Regions from separate parts of the Homo sapiens genome. Here region 2 is linked to region 1. The links are chromatin loops, found by intact Hi-C in ENCODE. Cell type or tissue: mammary epithelial cell. All regions are shown on one strand. Region 1 overlaps CRISPLD2 (cysteine rich secretory protein LCCL domain containing 2). Region 2 overlaps CRISPLD2 (cysteine rich secretory protein LCCL domain containing 2).

Region 1 (8,000 bases):
AGCACCGAGAATCTCAAGGGTCAGGTGACTGAAGATCTCGCTATGGGTCTAGAAATCCTGAGAAACAGAAGATACTAAGCTATCATTTCCAGATCTAAGGAGCCCTGCACTCTCCCCCAAGCCAGGCTGCCCCGAGGCTGGGACATGAGGTTCTCTGTGCTCTGCAGAGGAGCTGCTGATAGCAGACAGGCAGGTTCCCCTCCTCCACTCGTATTCCAAACTTCCACCAGCTCTGCACACGTTAGCACATCTCATTCCCCAACAGCCCTGCAAAGTAGGAACCGTCATTATCCCTATTTTATCAGTAAAGGAAGGGAAGCACAGAGAGGTTAAACGACTTGCCCAAGGTCACCCAGCCTACCAGGGGCAGAGCTGGGACTCAAACCTAGGCCGCCTGTACCAGAATCCATGCTTTTAAGCAGCACTCATGACTTCCTCAGCCTGGACAGGCCACTGAACTTGGGGCACAGACCCTTCCCAAGAAGGGGCCAGGGAGACCCTTGAATGCCAAGATATACTTGTTCCTGTCTTTACGATACAAGAAATACATACTTATTATTTAAATAATACATCCAGAGAGCAAAAAGTAAGAGTCCCAACAGGTGCCCTGTTAACCTCAGTTAACTGCTGATTTATAACTTTTCTTGACCTGTTTTTCCCCCGTGCACATAAAACTCACATACAAATCAAAACGGAGATTGTATTATACGTGCTAGTCTGAAACTTTTCCCCCCTAAGAATAATGATATATTTCATCAAATGAGATGAAGAGGTTTGACAGTTCCCTAGAGTGTGGGCTTTGTGAGGATAGTTCACTCACCACTTGTGCATACCCAGCCTGCGTTGCCCACATTCTCACTTTGAAGGGAGGGCAAGGTTTAAACCTAGCAGGGGCGATGGCATTTGTAGCTCCCGGCTACTGAGCACCTGCTGGATGCTCGCCTCTGGCCCAGGTACCTCCCTGGAGAGGCTCATGGACTTTTTACAGTGTCCCTAAGGAGTGGGCACTTTGAGGAACCCAGTTTACAGATGGGGAAACTGAGGCTCAGAGAAAAGGGTTAACCAGCCCAAGGTCCTAAAGATGAGAGCTAAACCTGTACCTGTCTAACTTTGAAATTTTCCTGAGGGATCAATAGAGGGGTGAGACTCTGGGAGAACAAGATTGGAATCCTTTTTTTTTTTTTTTGGAGATGGAGTCTCCCTCTGTTGCCCAGGCTGGGATGCAGTGGCGCGATCTCCACTCACTGCAACCTCTGCCTCCTGGGTTCAGTGATTATCCTGCCTCAGCCTCCCAGGTAGCTGGGATTACAGGCACCCGCCACCACACCTGGCTAATTTTTTTCATATATATATATGTTTAGTAGAGATGGGATTTCACCATGTTGGCCAGGCTGGTCTCGAATTCGTGACCTCAAGTGATCCGCCCACCTCAGCCTCCCAAAGTGCTGGGAGTACAGGTGTGAGCCACCGTGCCCAGCCAGGATTGGAATCCTTTAAAAAAAAAGACTATATATAGAGAGAGACACACACACACAGACACATACACATATACAGACAGTCTTAGACACTTAAGATCGTTCAACTTATGACTTTTCAACTTTATAATGGTGTGAGAGCCATATGTATTCAGCAAAAACCATACTTCAAATTTTGCATTTTGATTGAAAATTCTTTATACTAACTTCCTTGTAAAATAGGCCTGTGTTAGGTGATTTTGCTCAGCTGTGGGCTAAGGTCAGTGTCCTGAGCACACGGAAGGTAGGCGAGGCTGAGCTGTGATGGAGGCGAGGTGTATTCAGTGCATTTCCGATGTGGACTTCTGACTTCCGATGGGTTTATCAGGACGCGACCCACCGTAAGTCAGGGAGCATCTGTGTCCACAGTCATGTATGTACACTCATACATATAGAGACAGTTATATACATATAAATGATATTTCTTAATAATTAAAAATAAATTACACTTTTTAAAAGCCAGAAGACTAAGCACTCAGGGGTTCCTCTTCTGCCGTCCTTTTAGTGCTGGCTTCAGGACTCCACAGGGCAGCTTCCCTGTCTGCCTCTGGAACCAGAACCGGCCGTCCACCCTCCTTAATCCCGTCTGTGTGTTGGGTGATGCCAAAAGGCAAGCTCTTCCTCCTCAGGTCACTTTCAAGGCAATTGAGGGGGATGCAGCCCCACGTGCCTGTCCCTGGCTGGCCTCTAGGAGGGAGCCCCGTGCTTCTGGGGAGCTCTTCAGAGAGTCCCTGGATTGTTCCTGCCCCTTTACTCTGGCCTTTAAAGGGCCTTTCTAGGCCGGGTGCGGCGGCTCATGCCTGTAATCCAGGTACATTGGGAGGCTGAGGTGGGAGGATCACATGAGGCCAGGAGTTCAAGACCAGCTTGACCAACAGGGTGTAATCCCATCTCTACTAAAAATACAAAAAAAAAAAAAAAAGCCGGGCATGGTGGCATGCACCTGTAGTCCCAGGTACTTGGGAGGCTGAGGTAGGAGAATTGATTGAACCCAGGAGGTGGAGGAGGCTACAGTGAGTGGAGATTGCACCACTGCACTCTAGCCTCGGTGACAGAGCAAGACCGTGTCTCAAAAAGACTAGAGAAACCTCAACAATATAGTGAAAATAATTTTAAGATCTTCATAGCACTCAACTTCCCATACCCAGAAACAACCTCTGTAAACATTCCAGTGTATTTTCTTTCAGGTTTCTTCTGTGTTTACATATAAACACGCCTTTTTTTGTTGTTTGTTTGTTTGTTTGAGACGGAGTTTCAGAGTTTCGCTGTTTTGCCCAGGCTGGAGTGCAGCGGCTTGACCTCGGCTCATTGCAACCTCTGCCCCGCAGGTTCAAGTGATTCTCATGCCTCAGCCTCCCAAGTAGCTGGGATTACAGGCACCCACTGCCAGGCCCGGCTAATTTTTGTATTTTTAGTAGAGACGGGGTTTCGCCATGTTGGCCAGGCTGGTCTCGAACCCCTGACCTCAGGTGATCCGCCTGCCTTGGCCTCCCAAAATGCTGGGATTACAGGCGTGAGCTACCACACCCGGCTTAAACACGCTTTTTAAAAAGGGATTATGCTATTAGTATTGTTTTGTTAATCGGATTGTGGCTAGCTCTTCAAGCCCTAGCCTGTCTAGCCACACCGTGGTTTCAGTGGCTGCACAGATTCGGAGGCATGGAGAGACCATCATCCGTTTATCATCACTGATTGACACTCAGATCGTTTCCTTTTTTCTTTCACTGTAATAAACAACACTAGAAAGAACATTTTTGCGCAAGCCTGTGCACTTTCTTGCCGATTTATTTAGGTGACTTCCTCTTACCAGAACAGCCACAGCCACCAAAGTGCTGTCCTAATGCAATGCACAGTGTCGCACCAAGGAAAAAAGTCAGCACATCCTTTCCTGTGTAAGGCTCCCCCGCCAGTGGCTTTCCATTGTACTAAGAATCAAATCCGCCCCACTCCCATTCAAGGCCGCAGCTGCTTCGGCCCCTGCCCGCTCCCCCACCCTCTCTGTGCATCTTCCTCCTACATTTCCACCTCACTGGCCTCTCTGCTCCTTGACTGCACCAAGATCATGCACACCTCAGTGCTTTTGTAGCTGCTGTCTGGTACCCTCTGGGCTCTCATACGTTCCTGGGCTGTTTTAGACTGAAATGGCCCCTCCCTAGGCAGCGTTCTCCACCATCCAGCCTGCACTTGTCTCCTGCTCCCTGATGGATCTGTGTCATTTCCCCTGACTCATCACCTTCTGAAACTGTTTCTTGCATATGTTTTGCTACTTCTCACCCCACCCCAGACTGTAAACTTCCTGAAGGCAAGAGCCTCACTGGTCTTGTTAACCCCACAGCCCTGATGCTGCCCAGCACTTGGCACATAGCAGGTGCTCAGTAAACACTGGTTGAATGAGACTTTGCTGAGTTGAGCAATTGGTTCAGAGTTGGTTGAGGGCTTTTATTTCTCACTTATAGTCCCAGTTGCACCACTGCACTCCAGCCTGGGCAACATAAGTGAGACCCTGCAGCCTCAACTGCAGTGAGCTGTGACTGCACCGTTGTACTCCTGGGCTCACTGCAGCCTCAACTGCAGTGAGTTGTGATTGCACCATTGCACTCCTGGACTCAAGCAATCCTCCCACCTCAGCCTCCCTAGTTGCTGGGACCACAGGCGTGCACCACCACATCTGGCTAATTTTTTTATTTTTGTAGAGACAGGGGTCACTGTGTCACCCAGGCTGATCTCAAACTCCTGGGTTCAAGCAATCGCCTACGTTAGCCTCCCAAAGTGCTGAGACTACAGGTGTGAGCCACTGTGCCCCGCCTGAGGGATTTTCAATACCCTGTATCAAAGTTGTTTAGTGCTCTTTATGAAAGTTGCTTGATACACTTGATAAAAAGTCCAATACCTTTTATGAAAATTACCCAGAAATACTGCAGCAATTTATACTCCTTCAGGCATGTATGGGAGTTACAAGCTAATCCAAAAAGAGAATCAGAGGGCAAGATTTGGGAAAGAAGGGCGGGAAGGGTATTTTATAATTATCAAGCCACACTCGTTATTCATCAGACACGTACAACTACCAACTTCCCCAGCATACCTGGAGCTTAATAACTGCTTGAGGCATGAACAACTGGGGACACTGAAGGTGGGGAATTTTTCTTGGTGCCCAAACCTGCGGGAATTTTTACCTGTGGCGGTGGATGGCACCAACAGTTGATGCTGCCAGTTGCACGGTGGCATCCTGGGCGGTGTCAGCACATTCTTTGATGTGTTAGGAAATACTTGCCCAGCTTGTCGGGGCCTGCTCTTACCTCCAAGGTGAGCAGGTTGTTTAATGGGGTGCATGGTTGTCCAGGCAAGATACCCAGGGCCCTTGGGCTGGCCATGTCTACATCTGGACGGCAGCCTGAATGGTTCCCTTGTCCCTTGGTTGTTTGGGGCCCTGAGAACATGAGAACCCACTGCACCGTCCATAGAATCTGCAGACCCATAGTAAGTCAGGAGGGACACAGACCCCTGGTAATTTTCCCCAACGTGGCTTGCCCCCCATGCAGAATAACCACAGTAACTTGTGGCCCTGGTTGGTTCTCCCAGGATATTCACTTGGACAGAGAATTCAGGGAAATCTTACATCCCCCAAGGCCTGAGGAGGGCCCTGGAATCTGAACTTTCCAGAAACCAGCAGGGCCGCCAGGGTCACCCCAGCCCCTGGCCACTCTTTCTCCTCCTCTTGGTCCGGAGCCACCTGCGGCCAAGCGTTCTGCCTGGGTCTTGGCTCTTGGCGTTTCTTTGCAGCTCCATCTCTCCGAGTGCTCCCATCTGATACACGTTTCAAAAGTTCAATTCCAGGGTAGCCAAAAGTGTGAAGCTGCCATGGAGAAGGGCTAAAAAACAACCAGGAATTCCAAGCGGCCTGCTCTCGGAGGATTGCAGATCTTAGCAGCCTGAGAGGGCCGGGGTCTCCTGGCTAGTCTGGCAGTTTCCAATCTGGGGGCTCTCTTTGTTTGGAGCGGAGATCCTAAAGGAAACCCCGCCCAGAAATGGTGACTAGGCTGTTAATCTTATACTCAAACTCCTTCATCATGAGCAAGATGCAAATGAAAATGATATCTGGATGCCACTCCCTACCTTCTATTGGTCAAGAACCAAAAGCAAGACATCACACAGCGCTGGGAGGCATCACACAGCGCTGGGAGGCATCGCACAGCCCCGTTGTCATTGTCCGGGGAGTCTGCAGGTGTTATCTTTATGCAGGGCAGGTTGGCAGCTGTCAAGATGCAAATGCACGTCCTTTGGTCCAGCAATTCCACTCCTAGGCGCTCACTCTCAGGCACCCTCACACAAAAGCAAAAAGTCCCATGGACAACAATGACATTGTTTGCAAAGGTAAAAAATTAGAAAACACGGGCTCAATGGCTCGCGCTTATAATCCGGGCACTTTGGGAGGCTGAGACGGAAGGATTGCTTGAGCCCAGGAGTTCGAGACCAGCATGGGCGGCATGGTGAAATCCCATCTCTAAAAAATACGAAAATTAACCAGGCATGGTGGTATGCACCCGTGGTCCCAGCTACTGGTGAGGCTGAGGTGGGAGTATGACTTGAGCCCAGGAGGTTGAGGCTGCAGTGAATCATGATGGTGTCACTGCACACACACACACACACACACACACACACACGCAAAAAAAAAAAGATTAGAAAGAACTAAATGTCCACCAATAGGGATCCAGTTAAATATAACACTTTATTACAATGGAATACTATGCAGTGGATAAAAAGAATGAGTTCTTTCTGTATAGTAAAGCAACAAATCCCGAGATATATTGTTAAGCTAAAAAAGCAAAGTGCAGAGTGGTATGTCTATGGCAGTATGTATATAATATTTGTGTTGAAAAAATGGGTGAGGGAAAAAATATAATAATTGTTAACATCCACATAAGATCTAAACATCTCTCCTCTGGGGAGAACTTGGTGCAGAAAGACAGGGTTGAGAGGGAGAGTGTTTTTTGCCTTAAGGATTGTGTGTTCAACAACTAAAATGTGCGGCTATGATTAGTCTTTTCCATTTTAATTTTGATGTGGAAAGAACACTCCTGGCTGCACTTTTTTTTTTTTTTTTTTTTTGACGCAGAGTCTCCCTGTGTCGCCCAGGCTGGAGTGCAATGGTGTGATCTCGGCTCATTGCAACCTCCACCTCCTGGATTCAAATTATTCTCCTGCCTCAGCCTCCCGAGTAGCTGGGATTACAGGCATCTGCCACCATACCCAGCTAATTTTTGTTTTTGTATTTTTGGTAGAGATGGGGTTTCACCATCTTGGCCAGGCTGGTCTTGAACTCCTGACCTCAAGTGATCCACCTGCCTCAACCTCTCAAAATGTTGGGATTATAGGCGTGAGCCACTGCACCTGGCACTGGTTGCACTTTTTTTTTTTTTTTTTTTTTTTTGATGCAGAGTCTCACTGTATCGCCCAGGGTGGAGTGCAGTGGTGTGATCTCGGCTCGTTGTAACCTCCACCTCCTGGGTTCAAATGATTCTCCTGCCTCAGCCTCCCAAGTAGCTGGGATTACAGGCACCTGCTACCACACCCAGCTAATTTTTGTTTTTGTATTTTTGGTAGCGATGGGGTTTCACCATGTTCCCATGCTGGTCTTGAACTCCTGATCTCAAGTGATCTGCCGGCCTCGACCTCTCAAAGTGCTGGGATGACAGGCGTGAGCCACCGCGCCTGGCCCTGGTTGCACACTGTGAACAACGCTTTGGGGTCTACAAGGCGCCATGCTGCCTTCTAGAACAAAATTCCAACAAATGCGAGTTTGCAAGATCTTATCGGCTTTTATTAGCAATTCATGTATCAGGCAATATCCCAAGTACAGAATAGAAAGGTGCTTCCACGAACTGAGCAGCGAGGGGAGGTTTTAGAGTCAGCAAAGGCTGCATGCAGAGAGTACAAACGATGAACAGGCCGGGCGCAGTGGCTCACGCCTGTAATTCCAGCACTTTGGGAGGCCGAGGAGGGTGGATCGCAAGGTCAGGACATCGAGACTATCCTGGCTAACAAGGTGAAACCCCGTCTCTACTAAAAATAGAAAAAAATTAGCCAGGCGTGGTGTTGGACACTTGTAGTCCCAGCTACTCGGGAGGCTGAGGCAGGAGAATGGCATGAACCCAGGAGGTGGAGGTTGCAGTGAGCAGAGATCACGCCACTGCACTACAGCCTGGGTGACAGAGCGAGACTCCATCTCAAAAAAAAAAGAAACAACAAAATTTGGATGGGTCGTCCCAGTTACTTTTCTTGTAGGATTAAAGCAGGAAGGCCACACTATCCTGCTGGCTCAGAGGGACTGGGGGCCCTTTTGATTGGTTGTTGCTGTGTATCTCCTATTTTTTGGAAAATCGGCCCATTGCTTTTTTTTTTTTTTTTTTTGAGACAGAGTCTCACTCTGTTGCCCAGGCTGGAGTGCAGTGGCGTGATCTCGCTCACCGCAACCTCCACCTCCTGGGT
Region 2 (8,000 bases), 63 kb before region 1:
TGCAGGCGTGAGCCGCCATGTCCAGCCGGATTTTTAAACATTGGATTTTGTTAAGGTAAACGTGGGCTTTGAAATAATATGAAGAGAGAATTGTCTGTTCATAGCATTCCACATTATTCACTCCAGCCTTCTAAAATCCCTTCAAACGATGCATTTTTGGAGGCTCTGGCACAGCCTCCTTATTATAACAGGCAGTGCACTGACTGGGGACTGAAGTTCAGGACCTTTTTCCTTCCTCACAGCCGTAGGGCCTGTCACTCCCCTCCACCCACAGACGTGAACTCAAGAAGCTCGGTGCTGTGTCCAAGATGACACAGGCTTGGGCAAGGCCAAGGGCCAGTGAGGGGCAAGGTCAAGAATTGAACCCAGGTCTCTCTTCCCCGACAGCCCATGCTGCAGTCAGTAAAGAAGCAGCCCAAATCAGACGTAGTCCTTATATGGCTTTTCTGATCTAGCTGGGAGCAGGAGGGGGCCACAGAGTCATCCCGTAAATATTTATCAAACACTGACTTAGACATCGACGCTTCGGCGGTGAACGAGACCCGCAGGTCTGCGGTGTGATTACACTGGAGGTTTCTAGGAAGCCGTGCTCCTCGGGCTGAGTCTTAGCAATGAGCAGGAATTCATCTCCCTGGCCTGGGCCAGTGAAGCGGGGCATGTCGGGGTCATGGGATGAGCTGTGGGAACAGCATGTGCAAAAGCAGGGAGCTTGGCACAGGCTGGGAGCTGACGGCTGACAGGCTAAGTCCCGAGATTCATCTTTCTGGCAGATTCTCCTAAACACAAGGCACTTGCAGCCCAGGCCAATGACGCAATGAGCTTCAGCCCAGCTCCTTCTCCCTCACTCACTTCTGAGTGTTGAGTACGATGGCGCCCAAGAGATAACCATCAGGGAGACCCCTCGCTAAACTTGGACACATGGTTTGGTGATCCCCTAAATGTCCACAAAGCCTCGGCCAGGGTAGAGGGGTGCGGTTGGAGAGCTCATAGTGCAAACAAGCTGTGTTGAAAGTCCTCCAAACTTTTGGCAAGTTTGAGTTCAAGTCTTGGTTTCACTTTAAACTAGCCACACAGTCTCCTAAATGCCAGTCTCCTGGACTCAGTTGCACTTTCTGTAAAATGGGGCTGAAAACAGCTGCCTCCCTGCTAGAGTCCAAATGCATCTCAAAGCTCTGGGCAGCGCGGGAGAAGTGTGGCTCCCGTCGCTTTGATTCGCCAGCTGTGGGTCTCACCATTGACCCTGGGACCTGAAAGCTCTGTCCGTTCCCCTCCCAGCCTCTGCTGTGTGCTGAAATCTGGTGTGTTTTCATGAGGTCTCGGAGCCGTTATCTTACTTGTGGTCTTATGGGCTCAGTTTTGCAACTCTGGCAAAAGAGAACAAAATCTTCTAGAGAGCATTTCTGCTGTGTTGTCCCGCGGTCCCTAGTGATATTTCATTATCAATGAGTGGCTGAGTGGACAGGATGCAGGGGCATCTCTCTAGGAGTGGCGCATGCACCCGGCCCTGCCTGGGAGCATCAGGGGTAGAAGAGCAGAGTTAGAGTGGGAGCCTCACACCCTGGGTACCGAAGTGCACTCGGGGCAGCCACCAAAGCGTGAGCTCTTCCAGGACGCTAGGAGGGCACTCTGCAGGGGGCATCCATCTGCCAGAGGTCAGAGGTCAGAGATCAGCTCATCATATCTGGGTCAAAGGCGAGTGGGCAGCACCGATGGTGGTGGGGGGGCGTGTTTGTGTTGGTGGAACGTCACCATGATGCGAGGGTCTCCGTCGTCTCCCATGGGGGTGACACGTTGGTGCCTTCTCATCAACAGAGGCACCACGTGACCCGGGAGGCCCGTGCCCTGACTCCCCCAGCCCAGCAGCCTTCCCAGGAGGCAGAAGAGGGTGGAAGAGAACTTTAGGGCAAGATTCGGTTGTTTGGTTTGGGAGCCCCCTTCCCCCTGCATGGGTTGGTGGGGGTGCTTGGGATTTTCACATCCAGAGGGAAGCCCACTCCGTGGGAGGCAGCAGGGCACTAAGCCAAGGGCATACCTGGGCCTCGAGGTTAGAAGAGCTGCGTTCCGGCTCCAGACTTGCTGCTCGCCCTGGGCAGGTTCCTTAAATTCCATGGACTTCAGCCTCCTCATCTGTAGAGTGGGAGTGATGGAGCCCAGACTCTGGAAAGTCAGGAGGGTGAGAGGAGATCACGGAGGTCAGGCGCTCACACCACGACGGGCGCAGGGCAGGTCTTCCCCGGCGGCCCCCTTCGCCCTGAGGGTTGCTGGCGTGAGCCCCTTCTTGATGTTGGCAAGCCCGGGACCACTTGGAGGTCCATCCCATTTGGAAAGAGTTTGTGTGTTTTCATTGTCAATGGAAAAGGGGTGGAAGTGCTTCGGTCCCGGTTCCGACTGAGCTGTCTCAGAAGTGAGGGTAGAATGGGCAGTGTGGGCCAGGGCTGCCGGGCACTGCCCCTGTGAACTGGGCCTCGGCCAATTGGTTTGTGGCTTTGGCAGATGGCACCAACCAGGTTCCAGCCAGGACCCTGGCCTGGCCTCCTAACGTGCCTGTCTGCCTCCTTCGTGTCTCCTCTTTACAATAGCCAGGGGCATATTTGGAAACAGTCCTGTCCAGCCATGTGTTATCTGATGTGTGTTGGTCTGTTAAGCCGGCTACAGCAAAGTACCACAAGCTTCAACAATAGGAATTTAGATTCCCACAGTTCTGGAGGCCAGAAGTCTAAGATCAAGGTGCTGGCGGGGCTGGTTTCTTCTGGGGTCTCTCTCTGTGGCTGGCAGACGGCGTCTTCTCCCTGTGTCCTCATGTGGTCGTCCTCTGCGTGTCTCGGTCCTAAACTCTTCTAGTAAGGACACCAGTCAGCTTGGTTAGGGCCCAACCTCATGGCCTCACATTACCTTAATCACCTCCGCAAAGGCCCCGTCTCCAAATACATTGCATTTGGAGGTCCTGGACATTAGGGCTCCAGTGTGTGAGTTTGGGGAAAACCAGCTCAAACCCATAGCTGTGTGCTTGTTCCTGTGCACCCAGCACTGGGCTCTGGGGGTACAAACTGGAATGAGGTGCTGGCCCTTTTATGGTTACTTTTCTTTTTTTAATTTTTTTGAGGTGAAGTTTTGCTCTTGTCTCCCAGGCTAGAGTGCAATGGCATGATCTCGGCTCACTGCAACCTCCACCTCCCAGGTTCAAGCAATTCTCCTGCCTCGGCCTGCCAAGTAGCTGGGATTACAGGCAGGCGCCACCACGCCCAACTGATTTTGTATTTTTAGTAGAGACGGGGTTTCTCCGTGTTGGCCAGGCTGGTGTCGAACTTCTCAGGTGATCCACCTGCCTCGGCCTCCCAAAGTGCTGGGATTACAGGTGTGGGCCACCATGCCCGGCCTATGGTTACTTTTCTGCTCAAAATCTGCTGTGTTCTCCTGCGGCCCAAATGTAGTAGGAGCCATCCAGATCTGGAGGAGCCTCATCCCCTCCCAAGCAGGGACCCTCCGACCCACCCCCAGGCCCTCTGGGCTGAAGTCAAACCCAACCACTTTCAGACCCAACAGTACTGGCACACCACCCAGCATGGCAGGCCTGTGTCTCCCAGGCTGGTGGCTTTTGTGGTGCACATGAGGGCACTTGGAGAAACCCTCCCATTCCTCTCCCCTTTTCCTTCTGTTGTCTTCCAATGTGGAGGTTTCACTAAACCCCGTGGTTCTCCCAACTCTAAAGCTCCACCTGAGACTTCATAACTTCTCTTTGGAATCCTTAGAGAAGGACCAGCCTCTAAGCTGTGGAAGTCCCTTTAACATTCAGAACAAAGGCGGCCAGTCAGATCTCCTGGGATAGCTCACGCTGGCTCAGGAGGACGTGCCAGAGGACTCATTTAAAAACAGCATTTGACTCCTCCTGTTTTCTCACTTTGGCATTTTGTTTTATTTTGTTAAGCACAGGTTGGCCCTCCCTGATCTGACAATCCAAAATCCGAAATGCTTCAAAATCCAAAACTTTTTGAGCACTGCCCTGAAGCCACGTGTGGAAAATTCCACACCTGACCTCATGTGATGGGTTGCAGTCAAAACATAGTGAAAACTTTGTTCCATGCACAAAATTATTTTAACATGTTGGATGAAATTACCTTCAGGCTACATGTATAAGGTGTATCTCAAACATCAACAAATTTTGTGTTTAGATTGGGTCTTATCCCCAAGATATCTCATTATGTACATGCAAATCAGCGGAGCATCGTCATGACACCAGGAGGACACCCCGTGACGCCGATTACCGCACTCTCAACCTCAACCCAGCGTCAGAGTTTTCTGGCATCTCTTCTTTGAGCCTGGCCGCCTGCAGCTGGAAATGCTCATATATGGTGGTGTGACTAACCTGAGAGAGAGAGATCAGGGATCCTGAGAAGTTCTGCATTCTTGGTCTGCTTCCCAGTGGGACGAGTAAGCACGCAGAGGTCCTCCCCACGCAGCCCCGGGCTCGGCTTTGGAGGAGGGCAGCCCGTCTGCCCTGCTACAAAGCAAGCCAAGCCTCTCCTCTCCGCATGGGGTTATTTTTGTCTGAGGCGCAGGCTCAGTCAGGACCCTGGAGAGTTTCCAGGGGTCGGGAATGGGAACCACAGCATTCCCATAGCTCTTTGGCTCAGCCTCTGTCGCCTGTTGCCAACGTTTCTGCTTCCTGGGATGCCCGTCTTGGCCTCTATCCCCTCCAGGCCTTGATCTACATCTCCCCACCCCGGCCCCACCCGAGGATGCCCACCTTGCACTGCCACTGTCCCAGCCAACTTGACTGGTAAACACCTGGTTGGTGCTATGGGGGTGAAGACCAGGGAGGACTCATGTGAAGAACTGAGCCCCGTGGAGTTCCGACGGGTCAGCCTGAGGCACGGCCACCACCCAACCCTCCAGACAGAGCTGCTTCTTCCGGCCCTCGAGGGCCTGGCACTGTCTTTAGAGTCAGCCTTGTCCTGCTATGTGGGGACTGCGGGTTTCCTCCTCCATCTCCCCGACCTAACTGAGCTCCTTGAGGCCAGGGACAGAGTCCTCTTCATCTTCGCATCCCCAGTCTCCATCTCGGAGTCCAGCACAAAATAAGGCGCTTGATGGAGGTGACTGGGTGGCCCCGACTCTCCCCTGCGAGGAAAGCAGAGAGGAGGGGTGTGCGTGGACGCACTCGTTCAAGCCCTTCCTTGTCTTCTTGGGCCAATGACATACATTTTTCAGATGGCAAGCCAGGAGGAGGAGGTCTGTGGTTCGTGACCCTATAATGGAGGGGAGGTAGTTGGCCCCCAGGGACAGAGGAGTCAAGGTAGCTTGCTGGAAAACTCTGGGTCTTTGTAATCATCATTTCGAATTTCAGCATCTCTGCTTACCAGGAGGCCGGCCCTGGGCTTGTCTTGTCACCACACTAAGCCATAGCTTGCTTTTTTTTTTTTTTTTTCTGAGACGGAGTCTCGCTCTGTCGCCCAGGCTAGTGTGCAGTGGCGCAATCTCGGCTCACTGCAAGCTCCGCCTCCCGGGTTCACGCCATTCTCCCGCCTCAGCCTCCCAAGTAGCTGGGACTACAGGCGCGTGACACCACGCCCGGGTAATTTTTTGTATTTTTTAGTAGAGACAGGGTTTCATCGTGTTAGCCAGGATGGTCTCGATCTCCTGACCTTGTGATCCGCCCGCCTCGGCCTCCCAAAGTGCTGGGATTACAGGCGTGAGCCACCGCCCCCGGCCAGCCACAGGTTTCTTATCTGTAAAATGGGGATGAGAACAGCCTGACCTCCTGGGTTGCCATGGTGATTGAGAATAACATAAACGACCGGCCTGTGTAGGTGCTGATGAAGGGTTTTCTGAGGGAACAAAAGGCTGAGGCCTTGGCTGGACGTGGTTCTGGGCAGCTGTGTCTTAGTGTGCAACAGATGTGCGGGTGGGGCCCGGGGCGAGGGCCGTGATAAGAGGAGCCATATGTCAACCACTATTGGTAAACTGAGTCTGACTTCACAGGGACTAGAAGTTTGCTCTCAACGTTGGTCCACGGAGCATCCTTTGGTGATGGGAAATGACTTTAGCAATCCCCTTGGGGCAGGTGATAGAAGCTAATTTGTGCCTGAGATTCACCTGAGTCCTGAATGAATAAGAGATGCTGACTCATAATTAGAAAATGCAGGGACTCGCTCAAGGAAAACTTGAGTCCAGGAAGAACTGTTCTAGGTTATCCTCTTTGGAATCCTGACAGCTTGCCTCGCTGGAAACCCTTGGCGTAAATCCCAGCTCCACCACTTCCTGTCTGTGGGACCTTGCTTGTTTAGCTTCTGTGGGCCTCAGTTTCCGCATCTGTAAAATGGAGAGAGTCGTGTGTGCTGCGTTCGCTGCTCCAGCCAGCGCTGTGACCGGCTCCTACTAATGCGACTTCTCCCACCACCCTCTGCTTCCTTTCAGAGCTCAAGCGCCCAGCTCTGCCCGAGGAGCCCAGGCTGCCCCGTGAGTCCCATAGTTGCTGCAGGAGTGGAGCCATGAGCTGCGTCCTGGGTGGTGTCATCCCCTTGGGGCTGCTGTTCCTGGTCTGCGGATCCCAAGGCTACCTCCTGCCCAACGTCACTCTCTTAGAGGAGCTGCTCAGCAAATACCAGCACAACGAGTCTCACTCCCGGGTCCGCAGAGCCATCCCCAGGGAGGACAAGGAGGAGATCCTCATGCTGCACAACAAGCTTCGGGGCCAGGTGCAGCCTCAGGCCTCCAACATGGAGTACATGGTGAGCGCCGGCTCCGGCCGCAGAGGCTGGCACCGGGGGTGGGGCCTGGGCCACCAGCCTGCTCTGTTCCCCAGCCAGCTCTGTTCCCCAGCCAGTGCGTGTGATGGCTGGCTCAGGGTCTCCTCTGGCAGGGGAGGATCCCGGCTCTGTTCTGTTTTGTTTGTTTGTTTTGAGACAGGGTCTCACTCTGCCACTGACGCTGGAGTGCAATGGCACAATCGTCATGCCCTGAAACCTTAGACTCCCGGGGTTAAGCGATCCTGCTTCAGCCTCCCAAGTAGCTGGAACTACAGGCATGCACCATGGTGCCCAGCTAGATTTTAAATATTTTGTGGAGATGGGGGTCTTGCTACGTTGCCCAGGCTGGTCTTGAACTCCTAGGCTCAAGCAATCCTCCTGCCTCAGCCTCTCAAAGTGCTAGGATTATAGGCATGAGTCACCCTGTCTGGCTCTGGCTCTGTTCTTAACATTCTGCCAAAACAACACACGTGGGTTCCCTGTGCAGAGCCTGCCTCGTTGCCTTCATGTCACTCTTGGTAGCTCCACTGGGAACACAGCTCTCAGCCTTTCCCACCTGGAGGCAGAGTGGGGAGGGGCCCAGGGCTGGGCTTTGCTGATGCTGATCTCAGCTGTGCCACACGCTAGCTGCACCACCCTGACTTCTCCTTAGCCCGTGTGAGCCTCACTTTCCACTTGGAGAGTCCTTCCTCGCGTGGTTGCCATGACTGTGAGATAAGTCGAGGCTGTGAAGGGCCCGGCACAGACTGACCCTGCCTCCCCAACCCCTAGGCTTTGCTAACCGGGAAAGGAGCTAACGGTGACAGAAGACAGCCAAGGTCAACCCTCCCGGGTGATTGTGATGGGTGTTCCAGGTGTGGTTGGGCGATGCTGCTACTTGACCCCAAGCTCCAGTGTGGAAACTTCCTTCCTGGCTGGTTTTCCAGAACTACAGAGGAATGGACCACAGTCTTCCAGGGTCCCTCCTCGTCCACCAACCGGGAGCCTCCACCTTGGCCATCCGTCAGCTATGAATGGCTTTTTAAACAAACCCACGTCCCAGCCTGGGTAACATGGTAAAGCCCCGTCTCTACAAAAAAATCCAAGTTAGCCGGGCATGGTGGTGCGCACCTGTAGTCCCAGCTGCAGTGGGACTGAGGTGGAGGTGGAGGTGGGGGGTGGGAGCTGAGGAAGGAGGATCGCTTGAGCCTGGGAAGTCAAGGCTGCAGTGAGCTGAGATTGCACCACTGCACTCCAGCCTGGGTGACAGAGCAA

What was found. A loop is a pair of places that touch in the nucleus more often than their neighbours do. Peaks named below come from ENCODE experiments on the same cell type or tissue, not always from the same donor. Only the 100,000 strongest peaks of a DNase experiment are listed, where the experiment ranks them.
Region 2: it touches region 1 in a loop (2.9-fold over the local background); 5 of 110 quality-filtered maps call a loop at or near these places.

Annotation. Positions count from the first base shown.
Region 1 is chr16:84,894,870-84,902,869 of GRCh38, forward strand. All of the region lies in intron 14 of CRISPLD2 (cysteine rich secretory protein LCCL domain containing 2), which reads left to right. Among named protein-coding and RNA genes, the nearest start is that of LINC02176, 29 kb to the right of the region's middle. In mammary epithelial cell, no CTCF peak of the experiment used is centred here; DNase peaks (open chromatin) are centred at 3,162, 3,732 and 4,752.
Region 2 is chr16:84,832,008-84,840,007 of GRCh38, forward strand. CRISPLD2 (cysteine rich secretory protein LCCL domain containing 2) reads left to right here. Exons shown (of 15, transcript NM_031476.4): 2 at 6,415-6,728. The coding sequence starts at 6,489. Among named protein-coding and RNA genes, the nearest start is that of CRISPLD2, 16 kb to the left of the region's middle. RefSeq lists an enhancer at 4,165-4,733. In mammary epithelial cell, no CTCF peak of the experiment used is centred here; DNase peaks (open chromatin) are centred at 4,384 and 6,134.